6 separate regions of the Homo sapiens genome follow, and regions 1, 2, 3, 4 and 5 are each linked to region 6. Evidence: chromatin contacts called from ENCODE Hi-C or POLR2A ChIA-PET data. All regions are on one chromosome and are shown on one strand. The core of a region is the stretch at or near the end of the contact, and the rest is flanking DNA. Distances in the headings are between cores, read along the strand shown.

What was found. A loop is a pair of places that touch in the nucleus more often than their neighbours do. ChIA-PET counts read pairs that join two places held with the same protein, here RNA polymerase II (POLR2A). Pooled maps may share reads with other maps.
Region 1: a loop to region 6 is called in a pooled map, with 6 times the contacts of the local background. The contact joins the promoter of GPR137 here to the promoter of TUT1 in region 6. A Hi-C loop is called at or near these places in 4 of 50 pooled maps. POLR2A ChIA-PET finds 5 or more read pairs at or near these places in 2 of 52 experiments (CD4-positive, alpha-beta memory T cell and HEK293T).
Region 2: a loop to region 6 is called in a pooled map, with 8 times the contacts of the local background. The contact joins the promoter of CYB561A3 here to the promoter of TUT1 in region 6. A Hi-C loop is called at or near these places in 6 of 50 pooled maps. POLR2A ChIA-PET finds 5 or more read pairs at or near these places in 2 of 52 experiments (AG04450 and HEK293T).
Region 3: a loop to region 6 is called in a map of upper lobe of right lung, with 9 times the contacts of the local background. The contact joins the promoter of LRRC10B here to the promoter of TUT1 in region 6. A Hi-C loop is called at or near these places in 1 of 168 maps with a recorded cell type or tissue (upper lobe of right lung). POLR2A ChIA-PET finds 5 or more read pairs at or near these places in 1 of 52 experiments (OCI-LY7).
Region 4: a loop to region 6 is called in a pooled map, with 5 times the contacts of the local background. The contact joins the promoter of ATL3 here to the promoter of TUT1 in region 6. A Hi-C loop is called at or near these places in 1 of 168 maps with a recorded cell type or tissue (CD8-positive, alpha-beta T cell) and 7 of 50 pooled maps. POLR2A ChIA-PET finds 5 or more read pairs at or near these places in 1 of 52 experiments (activated naive CD4-positive, alpha-beta T cell).
Region 5: a loop to region 6 is called in a pooled map, with 6 times the contacts of the local background. The contact joins the promoter of MARK2 here to the promoter of TUT1 in region 6. A Hi-C loop is called at or near these places in 1 of 168 maps with a recorded cell type or tissue (CD8-positive, alpha-beta T cell) and 7 of 50 pooled maps. POLR2A ChIA-PET finds 5 or more read pairs at or near these places in 1 of 52 experiments (CD4-positive, alpha-beta T cell).

Annotation. Positions count from the first base shown.
Region 1 is chr11:64,284,593-64,288,189 of GRCh38, forward strand. It overlaps GPR137 (G protein-coupled receptor 137), which reads left to right and starts at 1,256. Exons shown (of 7, transcript NM_001170880.2): 1 at 1,256-2,289; 2 at 2,373-2,422; 3 at 3,129-3,354; 4 at 3,473-3,597. The coding sequence starts at 1,933. BAD (BCL2 associated agonist of cell death) reads right to left here and starts at 73. Exons shown (of 4, transcript NM_032989.3): 1 at 39-73. RefSeq lists silencers at 1-242, 593-1,332.
Region 2 is chr11:61,359,422-61,363,473 of GRCh38, forward strand. CYB561A3 (cytochrome b561 family member A3) reads right to left here and starts at 2,461. Exons shown (of 7, transcript NM_153611.6): 1 at 2,312-2,461. TMEM138 (transmembrane protein 138) reads left to right here and starts at 2,953. Exons shown (of 5, transcript NM_016464.5): 1 at 2,953-2,999. RefSeq lists enhancers at 2,012-2,231, 2,350-3,071, 2,482-2,971.
Region 3 is chr11:61,506,042-61,510,006 of GRCh38, forward strand. It overlaps LRRC10B (leucine rich repeat containing 10B), which reads left to right and starts at 2,708. Exons shown (of 1, transcript NM_001145077.2): 1 at 2,708-3,965. The coding sequence starts at 2,958. The coding sequence ends at 3,836. It overlaps MIR4488 (microRNA 4488), which reads left to right and starts at 2,555; the gene lies at 2,555-2,616. It overlaps LOC105369329 (a long non-coding RNA gene), which reads left to right. Exons shown (of 3, transcript NR_188527.1): 3 at 1-608.
Region 4 is chr11:63,669,973-63,673,946 of GRCh38, forward strand. ATL3 (atlastin GTPase 3) reads right to left here and starts at 1,404. Exons shown (of 13, transcript NM_015459.5): 1 at 1,318-1,404. The coding sequence starts at 1,363. RefSeq lists enhancers at 769-1,270, 1,271-1,770, 1,811-1,920 and silencers at 931-1,190, 1,221-1,280, 1,601-1,720.
Region 5 is chr11:63,837,692-63,841,728 of GRCh38, forward strand. MARK2 (microtubule affinity regulating kinase 2) reads left to right here and starts at 1,419. Exons shown (of 19, transcript NM_001039469.3): 1 at 1,419-1,869. The coding sequence starts at 1,816. RefSeq lists enhancers at 105-1,093, 1,354-1,503 and a silencer at 1,514-1,753.
Region 6 is chr11:62,589,746-62,593,408 of GRCh38, forward strand. It overlaps TUT1 (terminal uridylyl transferase 1, U6 snRNA-specific), which reads right to left and starts at 1,778. Exons shown (of 9, transcript NM_022830.3): 1 at 1,659-1,778. The coding sequence starts at 1,740. MTA2 (metastasis associated 1 family member 2) reads right to left here. Exons shown (of 18, transcript NM_004739.4): 18 at 3,469-3,663. RefSeq lists enhancers at 1,588-2,283, 1,700-1,929.

The DNA of each region.
Region 1 (3,597 bases), core at 6-2,505, 1.7 Mb after region 6:
GCCCCGCCCCGCCCGTGGTGACGGCGCACAGGTCTCACCCCAAGCCCGATCTCGAGGCCCCTGACCCGGGCCTGCCGCCTCCCTCCAGCACCCCGGGCTCCGGGCCCTAGTTGCTTGGGCAACGGGAACTGTCAGCGACCTGGCCCAATCACCTCTCGGAACGTCACTCGGGTAGGTCCAGAGGCGGGGTCAACCCGGCCCGGCCCCGCCCCCCCGCCGGATCCAAGGCTCCTCGTCCGCATCCTTTTTCCTCCCTCCTTCGGCCCCGGGGCTCACATCCTCGCTGCCTCACACCTTGGGCGTGTGTGGGAGCAGGAGAGGGATTCTCTGGGGTCCCCATTTGGAACCTGGAGACCCACTTCTGCCAACAAGTCCTTCAGCCCCTCTGGGCCTTAGTTTCCCCCCAGTGAAGTGGGGATAGTGACAGCTCCCCCGGGAGCCAGTGAAAACTTTGTGAAGGGAGTGATTACTGCGGGCGAAGGCGCTTGGCACAGCCACAACTGAAGCTCAGCCGTCGGATGTGATTATTGTTGCTATTGTTACCGCTCCGCCTGGACTGGGTGCCCGGTCGGAAAGTCCCGCTCCCCGCTCCTCCTCCCAGGCGCGGAAGCTTCGCGCCGCCCGCCTCGGGGGACACCTCCCGCGCCATCTCGGGGGCACTGGAGATAAGGAAAGGAACCTCCTCCCTGGCTGGGATGGCTGCCCGGGCGCGGGAGGAGGGCCGGGGACCCGGTGAGGGAGGACCGTAGGGCCCGTGGGGGCTTCACGCCTGGCAGGCGGCCGGCCAGGTGAGCAGGGCCGCGGGCGCGCCGGGGCGAGGGGCGGGCCCGCGCGGGGGATTCGGGGCTCCGCGGGTTCAGGCCCGGGGGCGGGGCCCGGGGGCCATCTTGGCTATGGGCGGAAGTTTTCTTCAGAGACCGAGGGACGGGAATCCGTTGCCGCCCCCGGCCGGGCGGCACGACCCCGATTTGGGTATAGGAGAGAGGAGCGTGGGAACTGGCGGACCCCCATACAAGTAAAGGCGGGCGGCACGGGGCACGGCCCACCCGGGGACCCCCTGGATGCGGCACGGCCCCCGCAACTCGGCCGCCCTCCTGCCGCCTCCCGTAACCCCGGGCGCCCGCCAGCGGCGCAGCTCGCGCCAATTCTCGTACGGTTTCACGCCGGGTGCGGCGCTGGACTGCGGAGCCAGCCGGGCCGCTGCGCAATTTGCGTAGCGAACGGCGCCCGCGCAGGCGCGGAGGGGGAGGGGGGCGGAGCAGCGGGAGCCGGGGAGCCGGAGCCCCGGGTCCCCACGACCTGAGCCGGCTCTCCCATCAGCGGCCTGAGGACCTGGCGTCCGCCTCCTCCCTCCCCTTGAGGCTGGAGCGTGGACGCGGTGGGGGAGGGTGGGGCGGGGGCAGCTTTCGAGAATTACGAGGACAGGAGGCAGAGGCCCTCCCCATCCGCATTATTGGAGGAGAGAGAGCCTCCCCCAGCTTGGGGAGGGGGAGAGCGGGGCATTGGGCGCCCCTCGCAGCGGCCGCTGCCCTGACCCGACGGGTATCAGCCGGCTCTCCCCCTCCACCCAGGACGACATGAACGACCGAGGCCAGGGAGTCCTCTCCTTGGGCCTCTGCATCCCCCCATCCTTGGCTCTGGGGTAGGCCCAGGGAGGAGACACCCCCAACCCCTATCCGGTCTGTCCTGGAGAAAAGAGACTGCCCTTCCATGCCCCTGAGTGAGGGGCCTGGGGCCCAGGCTGCCTGTGTTCCCCAAGGGCAAGGGTCTCTCTGTTGAGGAGGAGGGGCCTGTCAGCCACAACTTCTTTCCTCCTGAGCGCCCCATCTCCCTCTCTGCACCCTGCAATTCCCACCCCTCCGTATTTATTTCCCTGGTCCCGCCGACAGTCCCTCCTTGTCTGTCTCCGGGATTCAGGCCTCCCTCCCTGACATGGAGAGTAACCTGTCTGGCCTGGTGCCTGCTGCCGGGCTGGTGCCTGCGCTGCCACCTGCTGTGACCCTGGGGCTGACAGCTGCCTACACCACCCTGTATGCCCTGCTCTTCTTCTCCGTCTATGCCCAGCTCTGGCTGGTGCTTCTGTATGGGCACAAGCGTCTCAGCTATCAGACGGTGTTCCTGGCCCTCTGTCTGCTCTGGGCCGCCTTGCGTACCACCCTCTTCTCCTTCTACTTCCGAGATACTCCCCGCGCCAACCGCCTGGGGCCCTTGCCCTTCTGGCTTCTCTACTGCTGCCCCGTCTGCCTGCAGTTCTTCACCTTGACGCTTATGAACCTCTACTTTGCCCAGGTAACCAACTGTGGTCCCGGGTGGGGGGCGGGAGGTGGCAAGCCTCAAGGACCCACAGGAGTGAAGGGCATCTCTGCTCCTAGGTGGTGTTCAAGGCCAAGGTGAAGCGTCGGCCGGAGATGAGCCGAGGCTTGTAAGTACTCGGGACACTGGTGGGCTCAGCCTCCAGGTCAGGGGCAGGTGACAGTCCCATGTAGATCCCTTCCCACCTCTCAGGGCTGAGACAAAGGCAACCCAGGGAATGTCTGTGGAAGATCTTGGAAAAGTTAAAGCACCTGGCGCAGATGGCTCAGCAGAGGCCTTGCAGATCTGCAAGGCACAGGAATAGGAATGCTTGTGGTAGTGTGAGGGAGAGGGCCCCAGTGTCATCCACCATGGAGGGCGAGCTGGAGGCTCCAGCCCATGGAAGCACCAAAGCCATATGCACTCCTGGGTGACCTGGGGCCGCAATGCCCTCGTCATTTGTACAGTGTCTTACGGTTTATAAAGAGCTTTCCCAGCCATCTTTTATTTGTACAATTTCCCTGAGAGGCTACTATCCTCCCTTGAGAGATGAAGAAACTGAGGCCCAGCCAGGTAAGACAGCAGGATCAAGGTCGCAGAGCTGGGGCTCAGACAGAGACTTCTGACTCCAGTTGGTGCACCTTCCGAAGTACCATGGCTGTCAGTCACCTTCTGACCTTTTTGGGCCTCAGTTTCTCCATCTGTAAGAGTGGAGGAACAGGGCTCAGACTGGATGCCCTGAGTTTTGTCGACATTGGGGTTTCCTGCAGGAGGTGGGGCAGGTGGTGAGTGCTGAGGGCTGTTGAGGGCCCGCGCTGACTGTGCTGTGGCTGCAGGCTCGCTGTCCGAGGGGCCTTTGTGGGGGCCTCGCTGCTCTTTCTGCTGGTGAACGTGCTGTGTGCTGTGCTCTCCCATCGGCGCCGGGCACAGCCCTGGGCCCTGCTGCTTGTCCGCGTCCTGGTGAGCGACTCCCTGTTCGTCATCTGCGCGCTGTCTCTTGCTGCCTGCCTCTGCCTCGTCGCCAGGCGGGCGCCCTCCACTAGCATCTACCTGGAGGCCAAGGTAGGGCTGCAGCACTGATGCCCAGGTGTCTTTTGGGTCTCTCGGCAGCGGTTCTCAGGGTGTAGAGGAAGCTGGGAGCCTTCTCTCCCTGAGGGTCCTCTGTTGTTACCTGTGCCAGGGGACCAGTGTGTGCCAGGCGGCCGCGATGGGTGGCGCCATGGTCCTGCTCTATGCCAGCCGGGCCTGCTACAACCTGACAGCACTGGCCTTGGCCCCCCAGAGCCGGCTGGACACCTTCGATTA
Region 2 (4,052 bases), core at 1,211-3,710, 1.2 Mb before region 6:
TCACCTAAAACACTCTCCATCCCTCAGTGAAATGTAAGAGATCTTGATCAGCAGGCTCACTCATCTGACAATATCTACTTCCACAACTGTTTTTTTTTTCTTTGTAAGAGGAAAAAGTAAATGCAGTCCGAAAGGATCTGTAGCCACACCCTAGAAAAGGTCCTGGTTTACTGCTCTGTGACAGACTTAGAATAGACCCTGGGCACACTTTCCTGACAGAGAGCTGCAAAGTTATATTGCCCTGCTCACAATACACAGATAAGCCCTCCTACTTCCTGAAATAGAGCAAAGCAGGAGAAAAGGAAGAATGCAGTGAAGGACCAGCACAGTGATTCATGCCTGTAATCCCAGCACTTTGGGAGGCCCAGGCAGGTGGGTTACCTGAAGTCAGGGGTTCGAGACCAGCCTGGCCAACATGGCAAAATCCCGTCTCTACTAAAAATACAAAAATTAGCCAGGCACGGTGGCATGCGCTTGTAGTCCAAGGTACTCGGGAAGCTGAGGCACGAGAATTGCTTGAACCCAGGAGGCAGAGGTTGCAGTGAGCCAAGATCACGCCACTGCACTGCAGCCTGTGCAACAGAGATAGACTCTGTCTATAAATAAATACCCAGGAGTTCCAGACCAGCCTGAGCAACAGTGAGCCCTCATCTCTTAAAAAAAAAAAAAAATTAGCTGGGCGTGATGGCATCCACCTGTAGTCTCAGCTACTCAGGAGGCTGAGGTGGGAGGATGGCTTGAGCCCAGGAGAAGGCTGAAGTGAGCCGAGATCGCACCACTGCACTCTAGCCTGGGCGACAGAGCTAGACTCTGTCTCAAAAACAAAACAAAACAAAAAAACCGTGAAAACTGCAATGCAAATGCTTGAAAATATCCTCTCATTTGTTCTAAGGGCAGGCTGGGCTGTGATCCCAGGGTGTGCTCACTTTGCAGAGCCCCATTCTAAGGGAGCAGTCAGCAAGCTCTTCTGTAAAGGTCCAGGTAGTAAATATTCTAGGCTTTGTAGAGCACATGGTCTGTCACAACTATGTCATCAACTCTGCCCATGCAAGAGCAGCCACATAAACATCTTAACAAATGAGCACCACGGCTGTGTTCCAGTAATATTTATTTATGGACACTGAAGTCTGAGTTTCACATAATTTTCACGTCACAAGATATTATTAACTTCTTGCGAAAAAGGATTCTCCCGGCTGAGCTAAAACAGGTCACATCCAGGGGTAAGAAATGCTAGTTCCCATCCAGCCCTTAGTCTTAGAAAAAGGCTCTACGCAGGCTGGGCGCGGTAGCTCACGCCTGTAATCCCAGCACTTTGGGAAGCCGAGGCGGGCGGATCACATGAGGTCAGGAGTTCGAGACCAGCCTGACCAACATGGAGAAACCCCGTCTCTACTAAAAATACAAAAATTAGCCGGGCGCGGTAGCGGGCGCCTGTAATCCCAGCTACTTGGGAGGCTGAGGCAGGGGAATCGCTTGAACCCGGGAGGCGGAGGTTGCAGTGAGCCGAGATCGTGCCACTGCATTCCAGCCTGGGCGACAGAGTGAGACTCTGTCTCAGAAAAAAAAAAAAGAAAGAAAAAGAAAAAGGCTCTACTCCAAACTCTTGCAGTGTTACTTTTATAATTTAGAACTACAAATAAATGAAGGGGTAGAAAATCAGTTTGTTGCTCTCCCTCCCCGATGGACTGGGGGACTTCAAGAATCTTGAGGACCAGATTTAGGATACAAGCCCTAAACCCTCATCTTACAAATCAAAAACACTGTGACACTGGGGCCCAAAACAAGAAAATGACTTAGCCAAGGTAAGTGGCCGAGCTGGTACAGGAATTCGGGTCCACTCCCTCTCAGCTCTGAGGATTCCTTATTCTCAAAGGTAGCTTCTGTTAAAGTCGGAACATGAGGAGTGAAGGGCTCAATATTCCTGCCAAGGAGGTAGGTGAACAAGTTACCCCTTAGCACCGGAATAATTATAGACCCCGACTTCAGGCTGTGCCTAGGTCCGGCTCAGGTGTCCAAAGAACCGTTCCAGGCACCCGAGGGGTGATCCCTGACTCCTCTGCTGGGTGCTCGTGCCAGCTAACAATGGGTGAAAATTGGGGTGAGGAGCTCCAGGTGCTTTCTGCGTCCTCTGAAGAGCTTTCGTGCCTTTATAACCACCGCGTTGGAAGGAAGAGCGCGGAGAAAGGTGCCCACTTTCTAAAAGAGAAAATTGAGGCCGAGCAAGGGGATCGCGACAGTGCGAAGCGAGATAGCAGCGGAACCAGCATTCGAACCCAGGTCCCTGAACTCCCAGCCCCGGGATCCTTCTCACCCCTAACCACAGTGGGACGAAGTGAGGCCGGGATCTCCGGAACCCGCCTCTCGCTACCAGGCGCCGGAGCTGCCGCTCCCGAGGTTCCTAGGAGATGCAGAAGACACTGCCCTGAATGCCTACAGCCGGCTGGCAATGCCGCCCCAGAGCAGAGCGGCGGGTGCCGCCTCGCCTTCTTATAGGCTCGCAGCACTTCCAGTCGCGCGCGAGGCCTCCTGGGAAGTGAAGTCCGGAGACCAGGGGTGGCCGGCTCCCAGCGCGCCAAGCTGCTAACCCCCTAACTCCCGTTCCTCCTCGGCGTTTCTTCTCCAAGTCCGAAGTCAGGGTCCAGGACTGCTGCGATGCATCAGCCCCGCCTCTCATCCCCCATCCAGAGGAGGCGGAAATGTTCAGGTGAACGCGAAGCCTCCCACTACGAGCCGGCCCTCAGCAAGGCCGTGCGCAGTGTGGGCGGGAGCCCTAAGTCAGCTAGCGGCGACGCTGGGAGGGCCCGGAGCAGGCCGGGCCCCGAACAGCGAAAGCTCCAACATGGCGGCCAGACTGGCCATAGAGCGGGAAGAGAAAGCCGGGGACTAGCAGGCCGCACGGCGCAGACGGGGCCCGCCTCCTCCATTTACTTCCGGAATTTAAAGCCGGCTTCCGGAAGCCGGGACGATGTCCGCATGACAACCGACGTTGGAGTTTGGAGGTGAGAGTGATTGACGAGGAGTGGGTTAAGTGACCAGAAGTCAGAATTTTTGGTGCTGTTGTTTTGGGCTTGGGTTTTATGCTTTGTTGTTGTTTGCCAAGGAAGCCTCGTTTTTAAGTGGATTGGGAAGCGTGAGGAATACTGCCCTAGGTACAAAGGGAAGGCGGCAGGTAGCGGTGGACGAATTAAAGAGCTTCATGAGCTTGTGAGTCTCCACTGCCCTAAACTGGAGGGGATCGTCGTACGTAGAGACAGGCATGGGCGTTTCTGCATAACGGATCCTCAAAACAGCCCTGGATGGTGGCCTATGAGTAGTGGTTAAGAGCACGGGTTTGGCGTCACAGTTATGAAGCCGGGTTCTGCTGACTTGAGACCTGGAGGAATGCCTTGAGCTCTGACTTCTGTGTCCTTTCCTGTAGAATAGGAATAATTCCCACCTTGCAGACTTGTAGGGAGGATTAAAGGAAACGATCTTGGTTGACAAGTTTATCGTGGTGTGAGTACCTAGGTAGTAGCTATCAGTGTTATTTAATGCGGCCGGGCGCAGTGGCTCACGCCTGTAATCCCAGCACTTTGGGAGGCCGAGGCGGGAGGATCACGAGGTCAGGAGATCGAGACCATCCTGGCTAACATGGTGAAACCCCGTCTCTACTAAAAATACAAAAAATTAGCCAGGCGTGGTGGCACGCACCTGTAGTCCCAGCTACTTGGGAGGCTGAGGCAGGAGAATCGCTTGAACCCGAGAGGCGGAGGTTGCAGTGAGCCAAGATCATGCCACTGCACTCCAGCCTGGCGACAGAGCGAGACACTCTCTCTCTCTCTAAAATTTAATGAATGAGGAAACCGCGAACATATGTCCAATAAGGTGGGACTTCACCAGCTGAGGTGGAGGAGGTGCCTTAACCTTCCGGAGCCTCTGTGTAAAATGGGGATAATATACATTGTAATGGCTACTTCTCAAGATGGTTGTAGGATTACGTAAGGTTAGAAATATGAAAAGAGCTTATAAATTGCAAAACATTTTACCGATGCTAATTTAATCGCTAACACTCC
Region 3 (3,965 bases), core at 1,458-3,957, 1.1 Mb before region 6:
CGGCCCCAGGAAGCTCTGCCAGGCTGGTGCCGGGGTGGAGAGGCTCATGTGGGCTCATGTGGTGCTGCCTGTGCTGATGGAGCCCAAGAGGGCAGCCTGGCGCTGGGTGCCAGCCTGAGCATGTGGCGAGGCTGGGCTGCTGAGCCTCCTCCTCCACAGCCAATGTTCCCTCAAACTGCTTGGGGGTGGGGGGAGGGACTCATCCTCATCCCATTAGCCTGGCTGGGTATTCCCTACCTTTCTGGTCTCTGAGAGACTTACCTCTTCCAAGAAGTCCTCCCGAATGAGTAGAAGGGAGAGAGCTGGATTGGAACTTAAGTGACATCTGGGAGGAGCCTGAAGCCCCTCCGGTTGGGGCTGAGACTCCTATACCCTAGGTCTGGTGTCTGGGTTCCACCTGGGTCCTCTACCTTGGCCTGGATTCCTGCTTTCGTTTTGCCAGTCTCTCCCAGGATGGGGGTGCATGGCTGGTTCGTGGCTCAGAGCAACATCTGCCTCTGTGTCCCCCCATCATCTGTCCGCCCCCTAACACCTCTTGCCATATTAGAATTGCTATTGCTCTGTCCTTTCATTCATGTATCCAACAAATATATATTATCTGAAAAAAAGCATGTGCTGAATAATTTCATTTGTGTGAAATTCAAGAACAGGGAAAACTGATCCATAAGGATAGAGGTCAGGATCATAGTTGCCTCTGTGAGGTGGGGATTGACCGCAAGAGGCTTGAGAGAACTCTTGGGTTGATGGAAATGGGACAGGGGTGTGTACATTTGTCAAAACGCATCCAAGAAGACACTTACGATCTATGCATTTCACTGTATGCAATGTTTGCCTCCACTTTTTTTGTTAAGTTTTTTTCAGCAAGGCGCAGTGGCTCATGCCTATAATTCCAGCACTTTGGGAGGCTGAGGCAGGTGGATCACCTGAGATCAGGAGTTCGAGACCAGCCTGACCAACATGGTGAACCCCTGTCTCTTCTAAAATACAAAAATTAGCTGGGCGTGGTGGTGGGCACCTGTAATCTCAGCTACTTGGGAGGCTGAGGCAAGAGAATCGCTTGAACCCAGGAGGCGAGGCGGAGGTTGCAGTGAGCCAAGATCACGCCATTGCACTCCAACCTATGCAACAAGAGCAAAACTCTGTCTCTAAATAAATAAATAAATAAATAAATAAATAAATAAATAAATAAAAATTTGCATGGAATGTCTACTGTATGCTCTAGAGCCTGTGCCAGCAGGGAAGGAGATGCCCAAACCTCCCTGGCTGGGCAGCTTACTTTCCAGTGGGGATGGTTCCCTTCCTCCCGTTGCATTGGCAACTGCTCTCTGCCCTTGGGCTGTCTTCCATCCCCCTTCCCCTGCAGTGGGGATGGCAATGGGGGTGGGCCAAAGGGCAGCGTGCTCTCCTGAAGTCAGTCCACTCAGCCAGTTACATGGGTCACACCAGCCGGGTTCAAGAGAAGGCAGGAGGCAGGAGGCTTGGAGCCCGAAAATTTGGCTCCCGGGCTGCAACCTCTATGCATTGTGTGACCGTAAGCAGGGTGCCTAATCCCCGCGAGGCCACTTCTCTCATCTTTCATGTGGGATTATAGTGCTGTCTTTGTAGCTTTGTCCAGAGAATCAGAGGCTCTGTTGTGAGAAAATTCATTGCTGGAGGTGGAGTGAACCTTGTTTCCATCTATCGGTATGGTTTATGGTTAGGAACACAGGCTCTGGAGTCACACTACCTGGCTTCGAATCCAGCTGCTCATCAGCTGGGTGACCTTGGGCACTTCACTCAGCTCAGACTGACCCAGCTCAAGTCATGTCTCTTTGACCCTCAGTTTCTCCATCTTTAAAATCGGGGTGATGAGGGTGTCTACCTCATAGGCTGTGCCAAGGACTCAACGCAATGCTTTCAGCATAGTGCTGGGCACACGTGGGCTCGAAGCCAGTGACAGCCAGTGCTTTTCTGCCAGGAGCTCCCGCAGGAGGGCTCCGGATGGGAGGTGGGGGGAGAAGGCAGGGGGGAACTGCTGCTGGTGGTAGCAGGCGAAGGAAGAAGAGTCATGGAATGAGAGTGGCCATGATTGGTGGCTCAAAGGCGTTCACGTGTCCCAGTCCTCTGTCCACCGCAGCCACACACAGACTTTGAGCGTCGGTGGAGGGATCCTGGCAGGAGAGAGGGGTGTGAGTGTAGCAATGAGGAAGCTGTAGGGCAATTAGGCGGGGCGGAGCCAAGCCCTGGGGCCCGGTAAAACCAGCAGATGTGAAAAGGGCCGGACAGTAACACTGTTTCGAGTTACTACACTGAAGTGATCCCAGCAGGTAGGCCGGCCGCACGCCGCTGGACGTGAATGGCTCGCAGTGACCGCGCCCCTCAGCCCCTCCTTGTGAGCCTCTAGTCCAGAGTCTTTGATCCACCGCCAGCGTTTCCTTCGCCTTCTTGGACCCGCGGCTCTGGGGCGCACACAACCGCACACCAAACAGCGTCGGGCGTCGGGTCTCAGTGCCAGGCTTGGCCGGGGCGGGGAATCTCTCGGCTTGTGCTTGCTCCGCGGTGGGCTGGATGGGCAGGTAGGGGGCGGGCTCCGGCGCTGGGACCCCACTAGGGTGGCGCCTTGGCCCCGCCCCGCCCCGCCCTCCCTCCGCCTCATTGGCAGCCGCACGCGCGTCGGGGTTGCCAGGGCGACGGGTCGCTAAGCTGCGAGTCAGCGCGAACCCTAGCCAGTCGGCCTCCGGCGGAGGCAACGGGGGAGGCCCGAGGGCGGGCGGTGGAGCGCGGCGCGCGGCGGCGGTGCCCCAAGTGGGTGCCTCCTCCCGGCCCCGCACGGCCCCCCTCCCGGCGCGGGGGAAGGCCGGGGCGGGGGGCCCGGGGGCCGGCGCGGCTCCGGCACCGTCGGGGCGGCTGGGGGGCGGCCGGGGCGGGGCGATGCCTGGCGGTGGCAGTGGCGGCGGCCCCGGCCGGGGCCCGTGACCATGGGCATCGCCGAGTCCACGCCGGATGAGCTGCCGTCGGACGCAGAGGAGCAGCTGCGCAGCGGCGACCAGCAGCTGGAGCTGAGCGGGCGGCGGTTGCGGCGGCTGCCCAGCGCAGTGTGCGCGCTGAGCCGCCTGCAGAAGCTGTATGTGAGCGGCACGGGGCTGCGCGAGCTGCCGGAGGAGATCGAGGAGCTGCGCGAGCTGCGCATCCTGGCGCTGGACTTCAACAAGCTCGAGCGACTGCCTGACGGCCTGTGCCGCCTGCCGCGCCTCACGCGCCTCTATCTGGGCGGCAACCGGCTGCTGGCGCTGCCCGCCGACTTCGCGCAGTTGCAGAGCCTGCGCTGCCTCTGGATCGAGGGCAACTTCTTGCGGCGCTTCCCGCGGCCGCTGCTGCGCCTGGTGGCGCTGCAGTCGCTCCAGATGGGCGACAACCGGCTGCGCGCGCTGCCGGCCGAGCTGCCGCGCATGACGGGCTTGCGCGGCCTCTGGCTCTACGGCAACCGCTTCGAGGAGTTCCCGCCCGCGCTGCTGCGCATGGGCCGCCTGCACATCCTCGACCTCGACCGCAACCGCCTGGGCGGCTTCCCCGACCTGCACCCGCTGCGCGCGCTGCGCGTCTTCTCCTACGACCACAACCCCGTCACCGGGCCCCCGCGCGTCGCGGACACCGTGTTCCTCGTGGGCGAGGGCGCCGTCGAGCGCATGGCGGAGCGCGACGAGCCCACGCCCCGGCCTCCGCCCCGGCGCCCAGCGCGGGCCTTTGAGGATGAGGAGGAGGAAGACCTGCTCATAGGCGGCGCTGGTTCCCGGGCTCTGGGCGCCCCCGGGGGCAGCTTCCGCGCCCTGGAAGCCGCTCCAGGACTGGGCACCTGAGCCTATGTTCTGGCTGATGGGCTTCAGCCACTCTGAGAGGAGGGGCTCTAGGAAGCTTTGGCTGGTTAGGCCTGCGGGACTGGTGGGTCCCTACTTAGGTCAATGGAACGGCTACTTTTGGCGAGTTGC
Region 4 (3,974 bases), core at 154-2,653, 1.1 Mb after region 6:
GAGAGCGCCTGTAATCCCAGCTACCCGGGAGGATGAGGCAGAAGAATTGCTTGAACCCAGGAAGCGGAGGTTGCAATCAGCCGAGATCGCGCCATTGCACTCCAGCCTGGGTGACCAGAGCAAAACTCCGTCTCAAAAAATAATAATAAAACAATGTGCTGGACTACTGCAATACTGAGATCCTTCTCAGCCAAGTGTTTACAGGTGTTAGAGCGGCAACAGGAATTTCTGGAGTACAAGCTAATCTCTGTGGGAATGGAAAAAAAAAAGCACTAATTTGAATTTCAGTACCTATGTTGCAATGCTAAATTCTTGACAGGGATTAGTACTCCGTAGGTTATGCTTCTTAAATCTCCAAAAGTAAGCCAATATGTGAAATCGTACATTTTTGGTCCGTTATTCTAAGACTGACAAAACGTTCCATTGCTTCGTATTTGAATTTGAGAACTGAGACTCATTTAAAAATTCTTCACTGTTCTTTTCCTTTTTGCTCTTCGATTTCGCAAGTGAAACGGTCATTTCAACAGCACACACATTACACTAGAATAAAGCCAAGTAAAATGACAGACTAAATCAGATCCGTGAATACACGGTGACTCCTTATTTGGTTTTTAATACTTTCACTATGTTTCATGTCTTCGGGAAAGCAAAAGAACAACGTACTGTGCCAAAAGCACTAACTTACGAAAAACCAATTTAGACCAATTCTTTACAGCGTTAAGTATGGGTTGAAAACCAACTTTCCTAATACTTGTGGTCAGTGCCTCAAGGTCGTTAGGATAAAAATAAAGCTTCCAAGACACTTCGCAGCCTTCCAGCACTTCCAGAAAGGCCAAATAAACCAGCATTCACCTTCCCGCTCCATCCAGGCCCCGATTCTCCGACCAGAGAGGGCGCTGAGTGCCCGGGCACGGAGGGGCAGCGCCCTGGGGCGCCCGGCTCTGCCCAGGGCGGGGCTCGGCGGGGCCGAAGCTCCGGACGCCGCCCACGGGGACCACCGGCCCTTGGGCCGCCCAGGGGCAGCTGCAGCCCAGGGGAGGAGCTGGAGGAGCCCCCGGCGGCACCAGGGCCCGAGCCCTGACGGCGGCCGCCCCCGGCCGAAAAGTAAGGAAGGTGCCGCCCTCGCTGGACCAGCTGGGCCCGAAGAGGGGCCCCCCCACCACAAATTCGGAAACCGAGTGACCCCGGCGAGGGACGCGCGGTCCCAGCCCCGGGACGAGGAAGGGCGGCGGCGCGGGCGGGGGTTCTTTTCAGAACTACAGCAGGGAAGGCGGCGGGGGTGGCCGCGGGGCGATCCAGGGAAAATCGGCGCCTCACCTGCTCCTCTTGAGGCAGCTGCTGCCACTCGCTGAGGGGACAACATGGAGCCTCCGCCTTCAAAGCAGAAGCAGCAGGGGTGCAGAGGAGAGGGACGGGTGCGGGCGGGAACGAACCGGGCCCTGGAAGCGGGAAACGGGCGGAGCCTGGGCTCTAGAAAAAACTAGCCAGAAGGTGGGGCACGCGGAGCCGCGACGGAGCGAGCGCAGCGCGGTCTGCGTGGCCCAACGGACAGCCCGAGGCGTGGCGAGCGCAGGACGAGGCTAGGCGAGGCGGGGCGGGAAAGCGCACGCGGCAGAATCCCGCCACCGCCTGCCGCGTGTGCGCGAAGCGAGCCGCCGGGTACCTGTTGGCGGGGCGCTGAGTGCTACCGTCCTTTGGGAATTGTAGTCCCGCGCTCACTGGGTCCCGGCCAGCGGTCCTCATACTGCGCACTCATCTGGGGCGGGGCTTGGCGTGGTTCTCCGACGACTGAACTACAACTCCCAGCAGGCTGTGCGGGAAGGGGCGGGCTGGCTCGGGTCCTCCTGCGAGCTGCGGCCGGCGCCTAACGTGCAGACCAGGCCCCAGGCCGAGGCTTTATCCTGGAACCACCAGTGTGAGAGACAGCTTTGGTGTTTAACTAGGCCTGGGACCACAGGTGGGCAGAAGAGAGGCCTCAACCCTGGATGGCATGAACGTCACTGGGTCTTTAATGATTTTGACTTCATAAGGGCAGGTGGCCGTGACTTCATTACCACCTTTATTATCATCTCCCTATATTCCTGTCCCTGGCCATGGCTGATGCGCACCATCACCGCTCTGATAGCTAATGTAAGAAGTCCAGGCCGGGCGCCGTGCCTCACGCCTGTAATCCCAGCACTTTGGGAGGCCGAGGCGGGTGGATCACCTGAGGTCGTGGGCGTTCGAGACCAGCCTGACCAACATGGAGAATCCCCGTCTCTACTAAAAATACGAAATTAGCCAGGCGTAGTGGCGCACGCTTGTAATCCCAGCTAGTCCAGAGGCTGAACAGGAGAATCGCTTGAACCCAGGAGGCGGAGGTTGCAGTGAGCCGAGATCGCACCATTGCACACCAGCGTAGGCAACAGGAGCAAAACTCCATCAAAAAAAAAAAAAAAAAACTTGCACGCACATCCCAGCATTCTCTGCTCCTTTTCCCTGCATTACTTTTCTCCAAAAGACTTCATACCACTTGGCCAGGCGCGGTGGCTCACGCCTGTAATCCCAGCACTTTGGGAGGCTGAGGTGGTTGGATCACCTGAGGTCGGGAGTTCAAGACCAGCCAGGCTAACATGGTGAAACCCCATCTCTTCTAAAAATACAAAAAATTAACCAGGCGTGGTGGCAGGCGCCTGTAATCCCAGCTACTCGGGAGGCTGAGGCAGGAGAGGTTGCATTGAGTGGAGATGGCACCACTGCACTCCAGCCTGGGAGAAAGAGCAAGACTCCATCTCAAAAAAAAAAAAAAAAAAAAAGACTTCCTGCTACTATCTGACTTATGTTTTACCTTTCATTGTGTTTGTCTCTTCCCACTGAATGTAAGTTCCAAACAGATAGGAATTTTTGTCTGTTTTGTTTACTTGTATATCCCCAGTCCCTAAATACTGCTGGCAGATAATAGAGACTCAAATATCTATTGAATTAATGGATGAAGAAGATATATGTTACATCTAACACTGCTCACTCACTTTCTGGTTCCTTTAATATTAAATACCTAACTTTTACTATTGAACAAAATACCCTAGTTTATTTTAAGGGCTCCCCAGAGATTCACTGAAATCCAACTTCTCAGGAAGTGACCAGCAAATACTGATATATGTCTCAATATTACATCATCAAGGTATCAAGGTCAATGTTAGCACATCAGCATTGTAGCCCTTGTAGAAGCTTTTGGCATTTGGAACAAAACAGTACAAATTATAGGTGGACTTAAGGATTAGTCACAACTTAGAAAGCAACCCCTGTAAATGAGAAACATGTTTTGTGTTATTTCCTTCTCAAATATCCAGGGTCATCAAAACACTGGACATTGAAAGTGCCAAATATTGACAATACTGGTTACAGCCTGCCTTCAGCTATCTCACTCTGAATTGAGTTATGTGCTATGATCAGAGGTTGAGCTTCCCTTGAGGTTTTCCAGAAGTAGGTGACATGTAGACATATTTGAGTGGACAGACTACTGGCTTTGGGGTCAGACTTACCTGGCTCTGATGTTCACTAGCTATGCAACCTTGGGCGAGCTACTTAACCTCTCTGAATCCATTTCATCATCTGCAAAATGATTTAAAGACCCACACGGTTGTTCTAGGCTAAGTGAGCTGTGTGTTTGGAAATGATGACTGCGTGGTTAGTGATCAAAATTAGTAATCAGCATATTCATTCTGGAAAAGCAAAATAAAGTCATAAATATTCAAGATACTCAAGTGGTTTATGAAACACAAAAATAGCAAAATTGTTTTCTGCAATGGCATCCACCATGACTCAGGTTCCAAAGCTTTCCAAAAATAGGTCATTTGTTATATGCCAGGTACCGTGATAGGCCATAATGCTGCATAAGACACATTCCTATCCTCCAGAGACTCGCAGTCCTGTGGGATAGACAGCTGAGGAAATATCATTCACTGTGACTGTACTGGGACACAGTTCAGCTTTCT
Region 5 (4,037 bases), core at 169-2,668, 1.2 Mb after region 6:
GCTGTAGCTGGGAGTTGGAGGTCAAGTAGCAGGGGTCCAATCAGCAGTTTTCCCAATAACTCCTGGAGCCTCTCTGCTCCTGTACCTTTGGGAACCTGTTGCCTGAGTCTGGTTTCTGACTCCTGCGGGGCCTCTGCCTCCTGCCCACCTTAAGCCACTGATGGGAGGGTGTGGTTCCAACGTGTTCCAGGTACTATGGGTGAGGACAGCTTGGCGCTGGGGAAATCAGCCCAGGATACTCCCTGTCCTTGGTAACGCAGTGTAAGGGGAAGTGAGGAATGGACTGCAGTTGCCATACAGACTTCCTGTTAGTCAAGGGCTCTCCAAAGCTGAGAAGGACCTCCGAGTTCATGAATCCAATGGCTTCACTTTACTGATGGGGAAAATGAGGCCCAGAGGAGGAAAGAAAAGAAACTTTAAATGCCTTATCTTGCAGAGGCATTTTAAAAGGTAACTGGAATTCAGAAATGTCATTTTGAATGTCAACGCAGGAGCAAAGGCAAAGGAAAGAGGAGCCTAAACTCAGTGATGTTATGTGATTTTTCCAAGATCACGCAGCATTGGCACTTGGCAGAGCTGGGGCTGAAATGCAGGGCCCTGGACGCTCCCGCATCCGGTGCAGAGGACGCTGCCCTGGGCCTGCCTGGGGCCTTGCCGAGCCCTGCGGACTAGATGCGGGAATGCACGGATGAATCCACAGAAGCCAAGATAGACGGTGGCAGACAGGCAATAGACTGATGCTGCATTTGACAGGTATATTGATAGGCTAGATGATAAAAAGAAGATGAATTTTATGAGCTGACCGACAGATGGACAGAAATGCAGACAGGAAGCTGCTATAGAACCAGAGGATGCCAATCACAGGGACGGCTAACAATCTTGTTTTGTATTTAGTCAAATCACAAGCACAGACAGGTGACCCACGCTTCCTGTTCAAGGTTTGAAAATGCCCGAAAACTGACGGAAAGACACGAAGCGAATCAGACTCCGAGAGCCACCCGGGGAAACGACCGGGTGCTCGGAGGGCCTCGGGTGTTGCCGGAAATGGCCGACGACCGCCCTCGGCAGGGCTGTGGGAGGGGGCGTGGCCGGCTCAGCACGCGGAGCAGCTTCGGGTATTTCCGGAAACTGCCGAAAGCCCCCTTGAAGTGGGCGGGGAAAGGCCGGTGGGCGTGGCTGGATGGCCGTGGACGGGGGCGGGGGGTAGGCACCCGGGGTCGCTTCGTGGATTTCCGTAAACAGAGCCGAAGCTTCGTCTTCGGAATCGAGGAGGAGAGCGCGTCCCCGGGGTTTACCTTCTTCGGCTGTTTCCGGAATTCACCCGTAGTCTGTGGCCGGGAGGAGAAGGCGCGCCCCACCTCCCGTTTCTAGCCGCTTCGGATGTTTCCGGCTGCTGCCGGCGAAAAGAGCCGAGGGCCGGCGGTGGTGGCGGCCATGTTGGGAGCAGCAGGTCCGGCGGCGGCTGCCTGTGTGCCGGGCGCGGAGCAGTGCCGCTGAGGGCAGGGGAGGAGCGAGGCAGGCGGCCGGCTGCGGCGGCAGAGAGTAGGCGGAGCGGCGCGGCCCGGCCGAAAGGCGGCACAGCCCAGCCGGGGGTCGGGGGGGTGCGGTCCGGAGCCGCTCGGAGCCGGCGCGGCCTAGCCCGAGCGGCGCATCCCCGGGCTGGCGTGAGCGGCTGCCCGGCCTCCCCGCACCCCCGGCCGGGGCCCATGCGGCGGGTGCTCCTGCTGTGAGAAGCCCCGCCCGGCCGGGCTCCGCGCCTTCCCTTCCCTCCCTTCCTCCAAGCTTCTCGGTTCCCTCCCCCGAGATACCGGCGCCATGTCCAGCGCTCGGACCCCCCTACCCACGCTGAACGAGAGGGACACGGAGCAGGTAAGGAGCCCCGAGGGCTCCCCGAATTCTCTGGCTGGGCCCTTTGCACCTTGCGGAGCCTCCTCCCTCTTCTGCTCTCCTCGTGCCCCTGCTGCCATCCTGCAAGCCTCGGCTGCCCTGTCATCCGGCTCCTGGCTCCGGCTCCGCACATCCCGCTTCCGAGTCCTGACCTGGGACCCACCTCGTCCTGACTCCAAGCTGCACACTTGTCTTTCTGCCAACCCCCGTCTCCCCTCACCGCCCTCCTGCGCTCTTCCGTGTCACCTCCCCAGCTTCCCTTTCTCTTCCCTTTTTCTCTCAGGGGCCTTTCTGGTCTTCCTCCACCCACGCTTAAAGCAGCCACCCTCCCGCTCCTCGAATAGCAGCACCCCGCGATTTGCCACAGATCGTTGTCCACCTCTCCCTTCGTCTCTCCTGCCTCGCTTCCCCTCCGCCCGCACCGGTTCTGCCAGTCTCTGGGTTATCACCCTCAGGGTCCTTGCCCTGGACTGCGCTCTCGATCCCTGGCCCCTTGCAGTTCCCCCAGCTTTTTCTACCCTGCTTCTTCGTTTTCCAAATTGTGCTCTCCCTCTTGCTTGCAACCCACCAGCTCCACCCTCATCACCTTTCCAAATCCTTCGCCTACTCTTTGCTCATCACTTTCCCTTCTTTGCTCCAGGAGCTCCCTGGATCCTGGCGCTGGCATTTGTCGCTTCCGTGTTTCCCCACAGCTGTCATGCGCATAGTTTTCCCACAGGTTGCGTTTGGGGTTCCAATCATCACTCCCTTCAGAGTCTTTGGATCCCTCTTGTTCTCTTCCCCTCGGGTTTGGCTTTTAGGTCCCTGGGCCTCTTGTTTCTCTCTGTGAGTGTTCTACCAGCCTTCTACTGGGCTCTTTCTCCCAACCCAAAGACACTTGGCCCCACCGTATTAACACAACCTGTTGCTCAGTCCTTTCCCAGACCTCGCTGCATCACAGTTTTTGCCTTTCTGTCTTCGTACGCTGGAACACAAACCATGATGACTTTCTGTGTCTTCACTCCCGTGCCTGGCACTTAGAGTATTTTCTTTCTTGCTTGTTGCCTTCCTGTTTCTCCACCCTCACCCCATCTTCCTTACTGTGCCTTTTAATCAGCGTTGCCTTTCATCTCCGCATTAGTCTCCTGCCTTCTTCATGTCCTGTGTATCCCCACACCGTGCTTGGATCCATTCTGTTCCTATTGGCTAAGTCTCTGTAATGCCCAGGAAGTCCAGGTGTTTTGCATGCTAGTTTCTTGAGCTACACCTCAGCCTCACGACTCTACACGGTCCCCCTCATCCTGGCAGTCACTGCTATGTTTTTCACCCAAGTCTTAGCCTTTCTGTGTCATCTCACTTTTGATCCCAGAGACGTCCACTTTCCACACCTCCCCTTTCTTTCACCATCTCTAGCGTCCTTTGCTGACTGCTCTGTGCAGAGTCCCCTGCCTGTCATACCTTTCTTGGTGGAGAACTTTACTAGGCCAAAAAAACTTGACTTGAAAAAGAAGTGCTTCTGCCCCGGGGCTGCTGTGCTTTTTGCCTTCTTTCCCCTCCTTCCATCCTTTATGTTTCCCTCTTACTCCCTTCTTTCTTTGTAGCCCGGTAGAGCAGTTGTTGTATTCTCTTGCATGTGAACATTCTTCTTTGAAAAATCTTACCTCCTTTCTTTTACTGTGTTTTTCTATTTTGTTACCCCCTGGCCCTCTGTCACCTGGGCAGTTAGGAACTAAAGAGAAGTTCTAGGCAGAGTTTTTCTCTGCAGGGTTGACCCTTTTATTACTTGTGGATTATTTGCTTCTGGGGGTGAAATAGGGGTTGAGAGGGAGGGATGGTTGATTTCCATTTCATCACTGGGTTTGGCAGCTGGTTCTGCATGGGACAGGGGTCTTTGGAGACAGAGGAGCATGTTCTGTGTCTCGCAGTCTTTCTCTCCCTTGCCTACCGGCTGTTTCTCTCTCCTTACTGGGAATTGCTTTCTCTGGGCCCTCTTGAGGTTGCTTATTCCACCCATTTTCCTCTCACAACCTTTGTTTTAGCAGGTAAACCCTGCTTAACCAGAGAACTTTCCCAGACTGTTGATCGTGAGCTGGTAGGAGGAGGCCAAGTGACTGACTGGCACCCTCAGGCATTTGGGGAGTGGCGATGGAGTGCCTACTCTCAGTGAGGCT
Region 6 (3,663 bases), core at 528-3,027:
GAACTAAAAAAATTTGGATCATGGAATACTTTGTGGATCATCTTTGGACATGGTATAATATAGTGATGTCAAAGGCAGGATCTGAAATTACATTGCCCAAGTTCAAATCCCAGCTCTGTCAACCTGTGTGAGACCTTGGTCAAGTTATGAAGCCTCACTGTGCATCAACTTCCTCAGATATAAAATGGAAATATCAGTATCTAGCACCTCACACACAGGTATTATTCAGATATATCACTTGGCAGAGAGAGTCTGGTACACGGTAAATGTTGAAAAACTAACCGTTGCTATTATTTTATTGAGTTAGCTGCTTGATGTCACCAAAGTAAATGTGGGGCCAAAGAAGACTCCTAGGTTTCTGGCTTGGCTTACTGGATGAACAGTGATAGTGCCATTCACAGTGAAAAGGAAGAATGGAAGTAAACCCTGTTTAGGGAACACTGTGATTCCAGACTTCAAAAGTAGGGCTGGGCACATTGGCTCACGCCTGTAATCCCAGCACTTTGGGAGGCCAAGATGGGAAGATCGCTTGAGGCCAGGAATTGGAGACCAGCCTAGGCAACATGGTGAAAACCCATCTCTACAAAAAACTAAAAAATTTGCCAAGTAGGCCGGGCGCGGTGGCTCAGGCCTGTAATCCCGGCACTTTGGGAGGCCGAGGCGGGCGGGTCACGAGGTCAGGAGATCGAGACCATCCTGACTAACATGGTGAAACCTCGTCTCTACTAAAAAATACAAAAAATTAGCCGGGCGTGGTGGCGGGTGCCTGTAGTCCCGGCTACACGGGAGGCTGAGGCAGGAGAATGGGGTGAACCCAGGAGGTGGAGCTTGCAGTGAGCCAAGATCGTGCCACTGCACTCCAGCCTGGGTGACAGAGTGAGACTCTGTCTCAAAAAAAAAAAAAAAAGAAAAAAGAAATTAGCCAAGTATGGTGGTGCACACCTGTAGACTCAACTACTTGGGAGGCTAGCCAGGGGTATGGTTTGAGCCCGGGAGGTTGAGGCTGCAGTGAGCCAAGATCACACCACCGCACTGCAGCCTGGGTGACAGAGCAAGACCTTGTCTCAAAAAAAAAAAAAAAGTGGAATTTGAAGTTACAGTGAACCCCTTGTGTGTCATACAAGAACCTTGTCTATTTTTCCAAACCCATCTTCTGTCTCTTCCTCACTGGTACCTTATGGTCTAGTCATTCATGCCACACCTATTTCATCCATCCCCTCCTTTGAGTAGGTCCTCTGTAGGGCTTCTCTGATTTAGTTACTAATTCTCTGTGGTCCCACAGTTCTCCGAACATATCTATAAAGCATTGAAACTTTCTCATTCTCTAGACGGTGAGCTCCTTCATCTCTGAACCCCCCTCCCCCACCCTAAAGATCAGCAGAATACCAGGCACAGAGCATATGTCCAATAGATGATGGTTAAAGAAGTAATAAAACAATTAAACTTGCGTTGTGGAGATTTCATATACTGAGGAGTGTAATGTGGTGGAACTTTCCCGACTCTCCAAATCCCCTCGGACTTGCAGAGAAAAACGGAGGTGAGAGACCCTACCAATCAACTTGACAAGAACGACTGACTACCTATAACCCTAACTTTCGCCAGGATCAAAAGACGAAAGCCCGCAACCACCCCCGGGTCCCTCACTAGCCACCGCTTACGGTTGGCTGTAGTAACGTGGCAGAGGCAGCAGCGGAACCCCCCACGCGGCAGCGATTCGACATCCGAATCCACCGCCGCCATAGCGACTCTCCTGTACCGACAAAAACACAAGCACCTCTGCCACCACCGGAACCCACTTCGCCAAAGCTCAACGCGCTCGGAAGCAACTTCCGCCGATCCGATAGGAAGTGACATAAAGTCGTTCAATTGCGCGGACACACTCCTCCGGAAACCAAGCTCCTTCGACTCTGGGTTCCGTTTCTAGCCGCTGTCCAGTCCCCGCCCGTTTCAGGAAAAGCGGCGCGTTACGATGCTTATCTGCATGCGGTAAGCCGATTGGTGTGCTTTAAGCTGTTCAGACGTTGATTGGCCCAAAGCATCGTGAATATTCATGACAGCAGCCACAAAGGCCGGCGCCGGGTGGCATCTTGCGGCAGCTCCTTCACCCCGCAGTAGACACCCGTGCGTCTGTACCCTCGACCCTTATTTACCCGACGAATAAAGGCGGAGGATCGGCGGCTTCCAATTCTTTGCCCCACGGAGCCCAGGGCTGTCCCTGGACTTCCAACCTTTTCAGGGCTGTTACTCCCTCCCTCCGCCCCCTGTCCTCCCGCAAAACGGGTGTTCTGCGACGGCTTCTAGCCCTGGTTGGGGAGCTCTGCCACCACCGGGCACCTTCCGGACTCCACGAGGTCCTGGAGCCAGGCCCATTCCTTCCGCAGTAGTGGGCTGCGTGGTGTACGCCGGAGGCGCCAGAGCTACTGGCGCACCTCAGAGCAGTGCGACAAGACAAAACCGAGTGCCAGTAACTGAGTTTAGACACTGGAGGGGGCGAATGCTGTCAACCCCCTCCTGGTATAATTGTCAGTTCATCCCAACGCCGCCGAGGTGTAGGCTCAGGACAGGGAGGGACTACGGGGAGCTGGGGATGCCCTAGGGACAGGGACCATAACGAGGTGGAGAGAACTATCAGATGGGCTCAGCAGCTTGTGCTGTGGTTATCAGCCCACAGCTTTGAATGGCGCAAAGAGCAGTGGACCTAAGGCAGACACCAAGGTCTTTGACCTTGAACAAGTCACAACTGTTGAGGCCGTTTCCCATCTCTAAAGGAAGTGCCCAAGGAGCACACAGCAGGCTGAACTTCTTGTTCTCTATCCTAAGGTGTTCCTTCTAATGGGCCCAGCTCAGGCATCTAATCTCAGTGTCCCAAACCTTTAAGGCAGGAAACAGTGCTACAGTGGATCGGGATATCATCGAGACTGGCCTTGAGGATCCTGAAGCAGCAGGCTGTACACATACACCCAGAGGTGCTAGGGTGGTTCAGTGGTAGAATTCTCGTCTGCCAAATACACCACACAGCTAGGTGAGGGGATCCTCCTATAACCCCACCACCACCCCCAAGGGGGTATACATGTTACCCTGGCTGCTAGCAACTTCCAGAATTCCTTAAACAAAAGGGAGAGGGGAGTAAGAGGTGGGAAACAGAGGAAGAAACACCCCCATTCCCCTTTCCTATGGAGGCCACCAGTCATCCAGAAAGCTCATCTCAACTCCTTTGAATGAATCTGGGCCAAGATGGTTCTTGAGCTCCAGCACCACTGGGAGCTGGGGAGCAGTTTGGGTCCCACAAGAAGCCTAGCTGGAGCAAGCCGCCTGGGTCCAGGCTGCCTATCTCATAAAGCTGTTCCCAGGGCAAGAACCATCTGTACCTCCTTTGTTGTCCTTTGTCCTTTATTTTCCCTCTCAAAGACACCCCCAACACACACACAACACACACCCATGGCAAAGAACAGCTGAGCCAGGAGAAGCTGAAGAAAACAGCTTTTTATTTGTTACTATAAGAACCAATTACAGAATCCGAGGTTAAAAAAACGGACAAAAGATCTTTATTTCTGAGAACTGGCGTACAAAAGGCAGAGGGGGAGGGGAGGGAAGGAAAGAGCGAGCGTGGCCTGGGGTTGATGCCAGCTTAGGGGCCTCAAACTCCAATTAGGAAAGTCCGGA